Linked DNA regions of Mus musculus: region 2 is linked to region 1. Evidence: chromatin contacts called from ENCODE Hi-C data. All regions are on one chromosome and are shown on one strand. The core of a region is the stretch at or near the end of the contact, and the rest is flanking DNA. Distances in the headings are between cores, read along the strand shown. Region 1 overlaps Dok2 (docking protein 2). Region 2 overlaps Gfra2 (glial cell line derived neurotrophic factor family receptor alpha 2).

Region 1 (5,841 bases), core at 2,086-4,585:
AGACTCCTCTGTGCCTGACTGGCCACAGGCAACTGAGTATGACAATGTCATACTTAAAAAAGGCCCAAAGTAGGGGATGGCCAGAAGATGGGATATGTGGTTCCCAGGGAGGTCTTCGGAAGCTGTGGAGGGGAAATGGTGGCTTCTGGTAGAGTCCTTTTGGTTACTGCCCCTTCCTGGGCCCCAGGCTCGGTGTGCCTTATTTGTGTACTGTGTGAGTCACTAGCCTGGAGCAGAAAGAGGGCCCTGGAGGGACCCACCCTCCTCCTACACTTTTCCACTTCCTCCCACTGCCTTGGGTCTAAAGGGAACTGGGGCCATTTCTCTTAAGAGACAAAGGGTTTCCACAGATGTCCTGGCTCCTCGGTGTGGGCAGGCCTCCTGCCTATAGATGTTTTGTTCCTGGGACAACCCTGGCTTCTGGTTAGCAGCGAGAGTAGCTGTTGTCCCTCTAGCTCCCAGAGTTTTCTATACATTAAACCAATTTCGAACTACTCTTCTGTGGCCTGTAATGCTGTGAGGGGAGAGAATGCTGGGGCTGACCTGCCGAGTGCTTCTTCCACTGGCTGGGATGTCTTCCCTGGGCCTCTGCTGGGTCCTCAGCATTTGTCTACAGGGTCAGAGGCCCCAGGAGGTCTGGGACCCTCCCACCCCCCCTAGGAAAATCTTTATTTTAATCTGTCTTTTGTTTCTATAACTGAATGCCACAGACTAGGTAGTTTATGAAGAAAAAAGATTTTATTTTCAGCTTGTGGATCTTCAGGCTGGGGAGTCCACAAACACAAAATGTTTATGGTATCCAGTGAGAGCCTTCTTCTTGCATGATAATACCACAGTGGACATGATGTGACAAGAAGACAGCAAGCATAGAGAGAAAGCAAGGCTGTTCCCTGGATCATGCACTGCTTCCTGAATCACTTCATTCATCTACAGAAACAGTGCCCTCATCGTCCAATCCCAAAGCCCTGCTTCCAAATCCATGAGCATATAACTTGGGAGATTTTGTTTTTAACATATGAAACATGAGGTCCATTCAAAGCATGAAAAACCTTCAAACATCTGCTTTTTTACTTTTTGCAAGGACAGAAAAATGGCAGTGGATGCGTGAAGGGTTTGATGGCAAATCTGGATTTCGAGAAAGACTTAGCAGTTAATAGATTTTACATTTATCTACTTCTGCGTGTATGGGCAGGCAGGGCTTGTCACAGCTCCCACATGGAGGATGCAGGACAACTTGCAGGAATCAGTTCTCTCCATCCTCCATGGGTTCCAGGATGGAGCTCAGCCCATCAGTCTTGGCGATCTTTCCCTGCTGAACCATCTCATGGGTCCCAAGAAATGAGTGACTTATTGTATCTTTTATGCACTAGAAATAAGACTTACCGGTTGTGTGGTCCTGGCCAGCCTTTCCTAGGACATGATTCCCACCCCACCCCTCCTTACATATATGTGTAAAGCTGAGAGAGACAAGGCACAGATGGCTGTCCTTGAGAAGGGAATGTTAAGTGCCACATAGGCAGCCCAAGGCCAGGTGCTTCAGAAGCAGTTAATGTCCAAGAAAGACTTCATAGCAAAGGGTGGTGTTTGAGGTGGGCCTTTCAGGGTGGGAAGGGCTTTGATGGTACTTAAGGGGTCTGGGGGGAGAGAGGGAGAGGGAGAGGGAGAGGGAGAGGGAGAGGGAGAGGGAGAGAGAGAGAAAGAGAGAGAGAGAGAGAGAGAGAGAGGATATCTTGGAAGGAACAATACTAAAGCTACAGAAGGAGTCAGGAAGGAATTGGACCCAGAGCGAGCTGCTCCATCACTGTTTAGTTGGAATGTTGACTTAGTGATAGCAGGAAACATCCATCCAGTAGAAACCACATTTTGAACACTGAACTTTGATCAGCTGATCTCTATGGATGGGCTCCTTTTCCTCAGCGCCGGCATCGGGGCATTGGCAATGGCCTCCAATCTCTTGGTAGGTCAGGTGTGCCCCATGCCTCTTTGGCTTAGGACGACATGAACATTGGGAGGTCTTAGCAACACAGAAACCTGCTGTAGGTGGAGGGGTAGTGTCGGCAGCAGCAGATTCGGAGTATGTTGTGGGAAGCTCATTGTTAGTGGGAGAAGGAAGGGAGGTTTGAGGCTCTTGGGTAAGGAATGCCACAGGAATAAATCTTTAGGGACAGCAGCTCTGGGAAGCTGGACTTGGGGGTGAGAGGTATAGCGTAGAGATGCCACTGAAAGGGTTCCTGGGATTCAAAAGCTGCTACAGAGTTAGCTCCTGTGCAGCTTGGGTGACGAAGAAGAGAGGTTTCCAAGGCGACACTTAAGTTTCAGGTAGTGAGCTTGGATCCTCACATGCTGAGGTTAATTACGATGGCTACAGTAGCCAGGGGGTGAGTCTTTAATCCCAGTACTCCGGAGACAGGCATATCTCTCAGTTCAAGACCAGCCTGTTCTACAGAGCAGAGTTCCAGGGCAGTCAAGGCTGCATACATAAACCCTGTCTCGAAAAACTAAAAAACCAAAGAAGCAAAAAAGCAAGCAAGCAACCAACCAACCAAACAGAAAGACGGCGGCTGCATTCTGTCCAGTCACAGTGAGGTTCTAGTGCAAGACAAGGTTCTAGCATCCAGGAGAGTAATGAGCAACAGACACACAGATCCATGCCTTCAAGACCCCGGGTGTGTGGCCTCCTAGGTTTTGTCTTATGGTAGCTTTTGACAGTTATTAACGGAGTACGTAAGCTGGAGCAGGTAAGAGGTTCTCTGCCACTTTTGTCTGTGCCAAGGTTTGCATTCAATCTGCGGGTCCAATTCTCCAAGGAGCCCAGGCTCCTCAGGACATGGGGGAAGAGCATTGGGGCAGGAGTCAGGTAGACGCTTTGTGTCTCAAAGCAAAGAAGGCCACATTATTGATTCCTCACTTGGCACTTGACGCACTCATCCCGAATGTGCCCAGCAGGGGGCAGTGCCAGCCTGTGGAAACTGCAACTAGGGACTAAGCTTGCGAGGCGCGGTGGGTGCCTGGTCCTGAGGGACGAATTTCTCTACCTGAAGGATCTGGTGGTGAGGGGCAGCTTCGGGAGTCTTCCGAACCTTGGGATTCCCCTCCGGAAATGTGAACACGCTTTCAAAATATGGGATCCTGAGCCGATCCCTATCTCTTTGCGCCCTTCACCTTCAAGAGACAGAACTTTCTGGTTGCTCTACTCTGAGATCACGTGATCTCACCAGGGGACGTGGTGGACAGCTTGATTGGGGAAAAGTGGGGTGAGGGGTTGGTAGCTGCGGAAGTAGAGCATTTGGGGAAGCTGGGAGTGGCAATGAAAGTCCTTAGAAGGCTGTTGGGGAAATGCTGACTAGGTTTTTAGTGTCCTCGGAGGAAATGAGCCAGTGGGTGTGCCCCATTCTGCAGGGAGCTCTGAATGCCTCTTAGCTAGCTTTAGCTGTGTCTGTGTCACCGCGATGTGTGTGCATCATTCATCCAGTAATACTACAGAGCAACTGCCACTTGTATGTCCCTCTCTCTCAGAAGCTGGGATTCCGGAAGGTTCCCCAGCCCCTAGCCCCAACTCAAAGGAGCAAGCAGTGGGGAGCAGCAGAGGCGGTCACTGATGGGTCAGGGAGAGAAGCGCTTGAGAGCACCACAGACAGACACACTGAGGCAAGGCCTCCTTCAAGAGCCGCTGAGCCACCCAGGCGGCCAGGGGAAAGTGCACAGGCAAGGAAGGAAACAGACCTGCCATTGTGGGCCCGAGCAAAGGATTTACAAAGACCTTGCCACCCAGAATGGGTCTCTGGCTCTAGGCAAGCTGCTTAGTACCTGTTGATACTATGAGAAACTTAGGTGTATCTAGGACTATTATAGACTGGCTTAATCTTTTAATTGAGGTCATAGGTTGTCTAATGAATGGACATGTTCTGAGAAATTTGTCACTACACATTGTCACCACTGAATATTCTTTTATTAATTATTTCTTTTCTTTTTCTCTTCTTCTTCTTCTTCTTCTTCTTCTTCTTCTTCTTCTTCTTCTTCTTCTTCTTCTTCTTCTTCTTCTTCCTCCTTCCTCCCTCCTCCCTCCTCCTCCCTCCTCCCTCCTCCTCCTTCCTCTTCCTCTTCTTTTGGTTTTACAAGACAGGGTTTCTCTGTGTAGCCCTGGCTGTCCTGGAACTCACTCTGTAGACCAGACTGGCCTCAAACTCAGAAATCCACCTGCCTCTGCCTCCCGAGTGCTGAGATTAAAGGTGTGCCACCACGCCCGGCTTATTAATTATTTCTTCACTTTACATCCTGACCACAGTTTCCCTTCCTTCCCCTCCTCCCAGTCCTTCCTGCCAATCTCCATTTACTTGTCTTCTGTCTTTTCAGAAGGGGGGGGGGGGCTCCCATCAACCAACCCTGGCATATCAAGTTGCAGTAAGACTGGGCACATCCTCCTCTATTGAGGCTAGACAAGGTAGCCCCGTAGGAGGGAAGGGTCCCAAAGGCAGGCCACAGAGTCAGAAACAGCCCTTGCTCCGGCTGTTAGGGGTCCCACTTGAAGACCAAGCTGCACTAGTGTAACATATGTGCAGAGGGCCTAGGTCAGTCCCATGCAGGCTCCCTGGAGAGTGGTTCAGTCTCTGTGGGCCCTTAGGGGCCCAGGCTAGTTGATTCTGTAGGTTATCTTGCACCACTGAATTTTTATACCTATGTGATATATAACTGCGTACCTAAGGTACATGGTATGTTTGTATATATGTCTGTGTGTAAATATAATTTATACTATTTGCTATATAAATATAACACATATATGCATGTAATATATAATTTATATATGTTCTATATAATCACAATATATCTGTAATATGTATATATTATAGATGTGTGGCATAGCCTGTTTCACCTAGGATACAAACATGTAGAGCTATGTTATATGTGAAATACTGGATGTATTGGTAACATAATGGTATTTGTGTATATATAAACATCCAAGATAGAAGAGGGTCCATAAACATGCCAGGCAGGAGGTATTTTTTTTTCATCTGCTTTAATCTTACAGACTTTATATACAGCTTGTCATTGACTGAGATGTCATTGTGTGCCACAGCCATGCATTGGCATCAGGGCAGATAGGAGTTCAGGGTTCAGGTCCCCAGCTTGGAGGCATGTACCCAAATTCACTACTGCTGAATGCTGTGTCATTCCCATTCTTTTCTGACTCTCCCATTTCTCTTTATTCCTACTTTCTTCAGAGTGTATAAACTGTGTGCACGTGCATGTGCGCGTGTGCGTGCGTGCGTGCGTGTGTGTGTGTGTGTGTGTGTGTGTGTGTGTGTGAGCTAATCTGAGTAAACCTGCCCCACGCTTAGAGAAGGGGATGCCAGCCCCCCCCCCCCCCCCCCCCAGGAGGTTCCACCTGGACTTTCAGCATCTGGAAAGGTTTCAGCATCTGATTGTTTGAGCCTCTCTGGCTCACTCAGCCCTCCCTGGGGACTCTCCTCAGGCTGCTGCTGCCACCACTTTTCGGCCTTGATGTTAACCAGCCTCCTGCCTCTTGCCTTCTGGGCGTTGATTCAATTAGCCAAGGTGCCCACCTCTTGCAAGGGCCATTTATAAAATCAACTGGGGCAGCTGCAGAACCTCAGGCAGGGCAGGGCTGGAGAGATAGCGAGCTGAGAGGAGGAGGTAGAGGAATCCTGGGAGGGGGGTCTGATCCAATTAGGTGCTAGGCTGGCTTCCCCCTGGCAGGAGGCTGTACATCATTGCTTGGCTTTGGTCCTCTACTGCCCGGCACAGAGCAGAGTCCATCAATCTCCAGGCTGTGGATAGGGATGGTAGAGTGAAGGCAGTGGTATGCAGTGTTCACAACACTTC
Region 2 (5,841 bases), core at 1,367-3,866, 180 kb after region 1:
GTGTGTGCTGGGGATTCAAAGCAGGTCTTCCTTTGTGAGGCTAGCACTTTGTCCACTGAGCCATGTCCGTGGGCTTCTGTGTAACCTTTTCATAGTGTGCTTCCCCCCCCCCCCCTGATTGTTTCAAGCTTGGCTAGAGAAAGCCTTTTAATATCAGAGAATGAAGTTAAGTAGTAGTCATTTGGTTTTTTTTGTTTGTTTGTTTTTTTTTGTTTTGTTTTTTTTTGTTGTTTTGTTTTTAATTTTAACTATCCGAGACCCAGCTAGGTTAAAAATAAAGTGATTGGTTTATAAAATGAAAGCATAGAAGCTATAGTGTATCCTAGGGAGCAAGGGAGGAAACCTTCCCCCTCTTCCTCTCTCCTTTCTCTCTTCTCTCCATTCCTCCGTGTCCACCCCCCTCTCCTCCTCCATTTCTTTATTCAGATTGCTATGTAAGTGTTCTTAACAACACTGTAGACCTGGTATGTTTGTGCCCAAGCCGGGATAACCAGAAGCAAATGTTCTTTCTTGCCTGCTTCATCAGGAGAAGCTTAGTCAGGACCCCCTGTTGGACCATGATGGCCAAGAAACACTTGATCCAATCTGGGCCAGGCATCTTCAGGTTCCAGAAGGTGTTGTTCACACAGTCTATCCTGAGCCATTTTCTCTTCTTGGGAACACTTTACCCTTTCATGAAATGTTCCAGTGTGCTGTCATTGGCAGTTACCGGTGCTGGTGATGATACCATTCTGATTGGCAGGCTCCTGGCCATGGCGTACAACGACAAACTGGGACTTGTTGGCTTCCATTCTAGCCACGTGGGAGCTGCAACTTGATAGTCGAAAGATGTGCAAACCAGAAGCCTTGCATGGGCCAGCATTGGAACAGTCTGGGGATCTGACTGAGAAATTCACCTCCTGTGTCAATTTCTCTGTGCTACTCAGACAAAATACCTGTTAGAAATGGTTGATGTGTTTTCTTTGGTTGGTGGTTTAGTCCCTGGGAGCTCTGGGGATACTGGTTAGTTCATATTGTTGTTCCTCCTATGGGGCTGCAAACCTGTTCAACTCCTTGGGTACTTTCTCTAGCTCTTTCATTGGGAACCCTGTGCTCAGTCCAATGGATGGCGGTGAGCATCCACTTCTGCATTTGCAGGCACAGGCAGAGCCTCTCAGGAGACAGCTATATCAGGCTCCTGTCAACAAGCTCTTGTTGGTATCTGCAATAGTGTCTGGGTTTGGTGGATATATATGGGATGGATCCCAAGTGGGGCAGTTTCTGGATGGCCATTCCTTCAGTCTCTGCTCCACACTTTGTCTCTGTAACTCCTTCCATGGGTATTTTGTTCCCCCTTCTAAGAAGGATCAAAGTATCTACACTTTGGTCTTCCTTCTTCTTGAGTTCCATGTGTTTTATCCTAAGGCTCCACAGTCCCTTTAGATAGCACCAGTAGCTGGAGAACATGCATTCCACACACAGGCCTGTGGGGACCCTTCAGATCCAAATGTAGCTCTCCTAAGCAGACTTGTAAAGGTGTGGTAGCCTGGGCCAAGTCAGAATGTCACTAATAAAAGACAGGAACCTGTGTCCTTTTCTTTTGGATAATACCACATACAAAGCAGTCATAAGGGCATGTCCCTATAACTATGTACTATGTGTTTCTTTGGACGCAGGAGTGTGTGCGTGTGTGTGTGTGTGTGTGTGTATGTGTGTGTGTGTGTGTGTGCATGCACACATATATACATGTGTATAGAAGCATGCTACCACAATTTTCCTAGGGCTTTTTTTCTTCCAAGTCTGGGGCATAAAGCAGGAGTATTTAAAGCTGAAGCCAGAAGGCAGGATCTGAAGGGCACCCACAAGCCCAACTCAGCAGCTTGTGCAGATTGCCACACTTGAGACTCAGAGCCTGCCATTCCAGCATCTGAAGGCTTGGTAGTGAGATTACCAGCTTTGATGCAGCAATTTTAGGCAGTGTATGTTTGGGGCGGAGCCTAGAGAATTTGCATGCCTAGCAATTTCTGGCCAATGACAGTGCTGGTAGTCTGTTTACTACACTTTGAGAAGGGTGTTATGTGGCTTGCTTTCTGCTTACCAGCTCTGTTCTTTCTCCTTTGATCAGGGCACCTGTGGCAGCAGATTAAAGAGATAGCATGCCCCAGGGTAGGGCAATTGAGGGCAGGGAGGTAAGAGTGGGTAGGTGGGTGGAGGAATACCCTCATAGAAGCAGGGGGAGGGAGGATAGGATAGGAGGTTTCAGAGGGGAGGGGGCAGAACTGGGAAAAGGGATAACAATTGAAATGTAAATAAAGAAAATATCCAATAAAAATATCAAATAGAAAAAAAAGAGGTAGGATGCCAAGTAAAATTTGAATTCCAGATTCAAAAAACTTTTTTCTAGTATAAATATGTCTGAGATGTAAAATAATAATAATAATAATCATAGTAATAGTAATAATAACAAAATTTATCTGAAATTCAAATGAGATGAACATGCTGCATCTAATATGACCACCTTTTCATCAAATTAGGGTCAAGTGTCTCTCTCCTGCTGCTTCCCTGTGATTGAATAGGCCACAGCTGTTGATGAACCAGGCCCAGAGAGGGCTCGTGATTTTGGGGCAATCCACCTGCTCCCCTGAGCTCAGCTGAGAGGAATTTAGTTTGTGTGCATTTCCACTCTCTTGATGGCTCTCTGCTCTTTTCTCTCTGCTTATCTGCCTGTTTTTTCCTCTCAGTGATTTCTTTACCCCACCTCTTTTCTGGAGGGCAGGAGGGGGGACCTTAAATCTGAAGTGGGGGACTGATCCGGGAAAGATCAGCTCTTGGCAGCAGAAACAGAATCCAAGAGACCAGTGATATCTCAGGGTCTGGGGGATGAGTGGCATTTTGCCTAGAGGAGGTGGCGATCACCAATTGGCACCCCACATATAATGGTTTGGGCTGGAGTGCTCGTGTGGTTGATTCTCCTTGTGCTGGAGTTGGAGTATGTAAAGGGCCTGAAGGAAATTGACTCCACTTGGTCTCTTGTTCTGGCAGAGGAAGCTCGCTGCTGTGGGTTTATCACAGATTGAGAGGCAGAGAGAAACTTGAGCAATCAAAGGCCTCCTGGAGACTTGGACTTGGCAACCTTCTAAATGGCCCCATTTGTCCCCTTTGCTTGCCAAGCTGCCTTGATGCTGAGAGTGGCTAAGATGACAGCAGAAGGCCTAGCTGCTTCCCTCCCTTCCCGTCCCCTCACCAACCAAATCCACATCCTTTACTTTTGAACAGTATCACGTCTGGGGTTCCTGACACTAACCACCAGACTTCTTTGAGGGCAGTAGGCTGGAGCCACACTGAGATGATACTGAGATGGTGTTTTCACTTTACATTACCCTGGGGGCCTGGCTGCGGGGGCTCTGCGCACGGTTCCTAAGTTTCCAGAGCCCCTGCTTTTTTCCCTGCGTTCATCGTGGCATGGGAAGGATCAGTGGATTCAGGAGGGCAGGGTCTTCCTGGGATCCACCAAGCAGGCCTTTGGAGCCCTCCCTTCTCATGACATGCTCACATTGCCCACACAGGATAAAGTGGTGTGTTTCTGTTCTCTGTGGGTCATGAATAGTCATTTCCTGTTTGCGATTGCCAGGCAGAGCGCTGAGGGAGAAAGCGGTAAAGATGATGATTCCTATCTACATTGGGAGCTGCTTTGTACAGTATCTCTCACCGCTTTATTGAAGCTCTGGGCAAGCGTAGCTTTCTACTTAAGTGGGGACACTGAGTACCAGAGACATAGCCAGTGAGCCTCAGGTCACACAATAGAACAAGAGCTTGCGCACCATCATGTGACAGATGGCTCTCCCAGCAGCTGGACCAGTATCCTTCTTGCCAGCTCAGGAACCCCTCTGGCTACAATCCTTGGAGGGGTCTGTACTCTTTCACCTTCTGTTCTCTGGCTTGCACCGTCACCCCCACTTCTCCTATAGAGCCAGGCTGATCTCTCCTTTGCTGGTGAAATGTCCTAGATATCTCTCAAGTGACATTTTTCATTTCCTCCCATGTATATTTCCACTTCTCCAGCCTTTGAGTTGGTGGTTTTGAGAGGTTCCTGGCACTTCGAAGCCAGACAAATATATGCGGTGTTCCTAGTGTCGTGTGATCTTGGAGTCAAACTTTTGAGAGAGGACAAGGCCGTTCTGGATGCTGGTGTCAATGGGAGCAGTTCAAGAGGCTTCCAACAGCTACAGGTCTAGCTGGAACCCTCAGCTCAGTTCTGGGCAGATGATGTTATTTGTAAGGAACTGAGAGGATAGTAGCATTTCACCAAAGCCCTGTGCCGTAATCAGAGGGGTGGAGAGCCTTGAACATGTCATGGGGTTCCCTTCTGATTCCATATTGATGTGCTTACCATTCCCATCGTCACTCTGTCAGACACAGGCCAGGGGATCTGCTCCTAGTTGGAGCAAAGATGAGGGATAGCTACCATCCATGACTATTAACAGGGCCTTAGAGGATGTGGATGAAGAAATACGTAAATAATAATATTAGCAGTGGATGTTCTTATTGGGAAGATCAAACAAAGCAATGTCAGCAAGTCTCTGTGCTGTTGAGTTGCCTGGTCTAGGCTTTCTGTGTGGTTGCACTGAGAAAAAGGACAAATCCAACATGATCATGGAAAAAGAACCTCTGTGTTGAAGGTTTCGGTGGCTTTGGGGATGCAGGAAGTAGGAGATAGAGTCCATACATGCCCACATGGAATTGAAATGGACTCTTGCATTTCAGTTAGAGGGTGTGTTTAAATAACCCGTAGAGAAGATGTTTAAACAGCTTCATAGAGAAGATGGTAAACAGTGGTTGCTCACGATATAGGATTCTACAGGACCTCCATTCTGCCTTTATGTTCTCCTGTTGCTTCTGTCTGGGGGGAGATTTGGCCAAAATGGAGTATTTGAAAACCCCATAGTGTCCCCCAAGGATGTACCTGAGTATCAGAGACCAGGTAGCTTATGGCAGAAACAGACTCTCTTATAGTTGAAGTCATAAGTCTGAGGTTGAAGTGTCAGTGGGACCATGCTTGCTTTGTGCTGTCAGAGACTGAGAGGGGCTGATGAATGGGGTCACATGGGCAGGACACTCCCCTCTAGGGGGTGATGGTTGCCTTAGACAGGATAAGGGGGAAGCTTCCGTAATCCAGGCTGATGGAAACTTCTGTGGCCAGAGTACTAGGAGAAGAGGGAAAAAGAAGGGAGCTAGCCAAGGGTGTGACTTTGTGCCACATTCAACTCTGTGGCGGGGTAATGAGAACAGGCCTGGACCTGCTCCTGGCTGAGTGTGACTGAGCTGTACAGCACAGGTGGTTACAAAGCCATGTCACAGGTACTGATGACAATGGGTGATGGCATGCTAGGTCATGAAGAGAAACATTTAAAAGGTGGGCTATGTCTGGTGAGCTGGGGAGGTAGGGAGAGGGGCTACCTATTGGCCTGCTCTGGGACGATGCAGAAGAGTCCAGGTGACAATGAGGAGATGCCTCACCCTAAGGAGACCCTGCCTTCCCTCTCTCTGAGTTCTGGCTTCTTCGAGCTACAGGCTAGTAGGGTGGGGATCATTAGGTCCACTTTGGGTTGGGAAGAGCAATGTGTTCCAGGATATGGACAACATTCTTCAAGGTTTTAGTTGTCAGGAAGTAGAAACTTGTACCCTGTCCCAGGTCTGGATACTGTCTACCAGCACAGCCCTGCCCCCTCTGTTTTTCTGCTAACAAGGACCATTTAGAGAATGGTTCTTTAGTTTTGCTCTTTTTTGAGACAGGTCTCACACTATGTTCCAGGCTGGCCTGGAACTCACTATGTGGCCCAGTTTGGCCTCAAACCCTCCCGC

The links. Hi-C counts contacts between places; a loop is a spot of excess contacts on that map.
Region 2: a map of T-helper 17 cell shows a loop between it and region 1 (2.8-fold over the local background). The contact joins two enhancer-like sites. A Hi-C loop is called at or near these places in 2 of 37 maps with a recorded cell type or tissue (T-helper 1 cell and T-helper 17 cell).

What each region holds. Positions count from the first base shown.
Region 1 is chr14:70,778,001-70,783,841 of GRCm38, forward strand. Dok2 (docking protein 2) reads left to right here. Exons shown (of 5, transcript NM_010071.2): 5 at 1-494. The coding sequence ends at 73. Among named protein-coding and RNA genes, the nearest start is that of Dok2, 6.5 kb to the left of the region's middle. Within about 2 kb of position 3,336, at least 1 of the 3 ENCODE cell types and tissues checked has a DNase peak (open chromatin) inside an H3K27ac peak, as active enhancers do.
Region 2 is chr14:70,960,150-70,965,990 of GRCm38, forward strand. The region is part of intron 4 of Gfra2 (glial cell line derived neurotrophic factor family receptor alpha 2); the gene reads left to right. Among named protein-coding and RNA genes, the nearest start is that of Gm34588, 21 kb to the left of the region's middle. Within about 2 kb of position 2,617, at least 1 of the 3 ENCODE cell types and tissues checked has a DNase peak (open chromatin) inside an H3K27ac peak, as active enhancers do.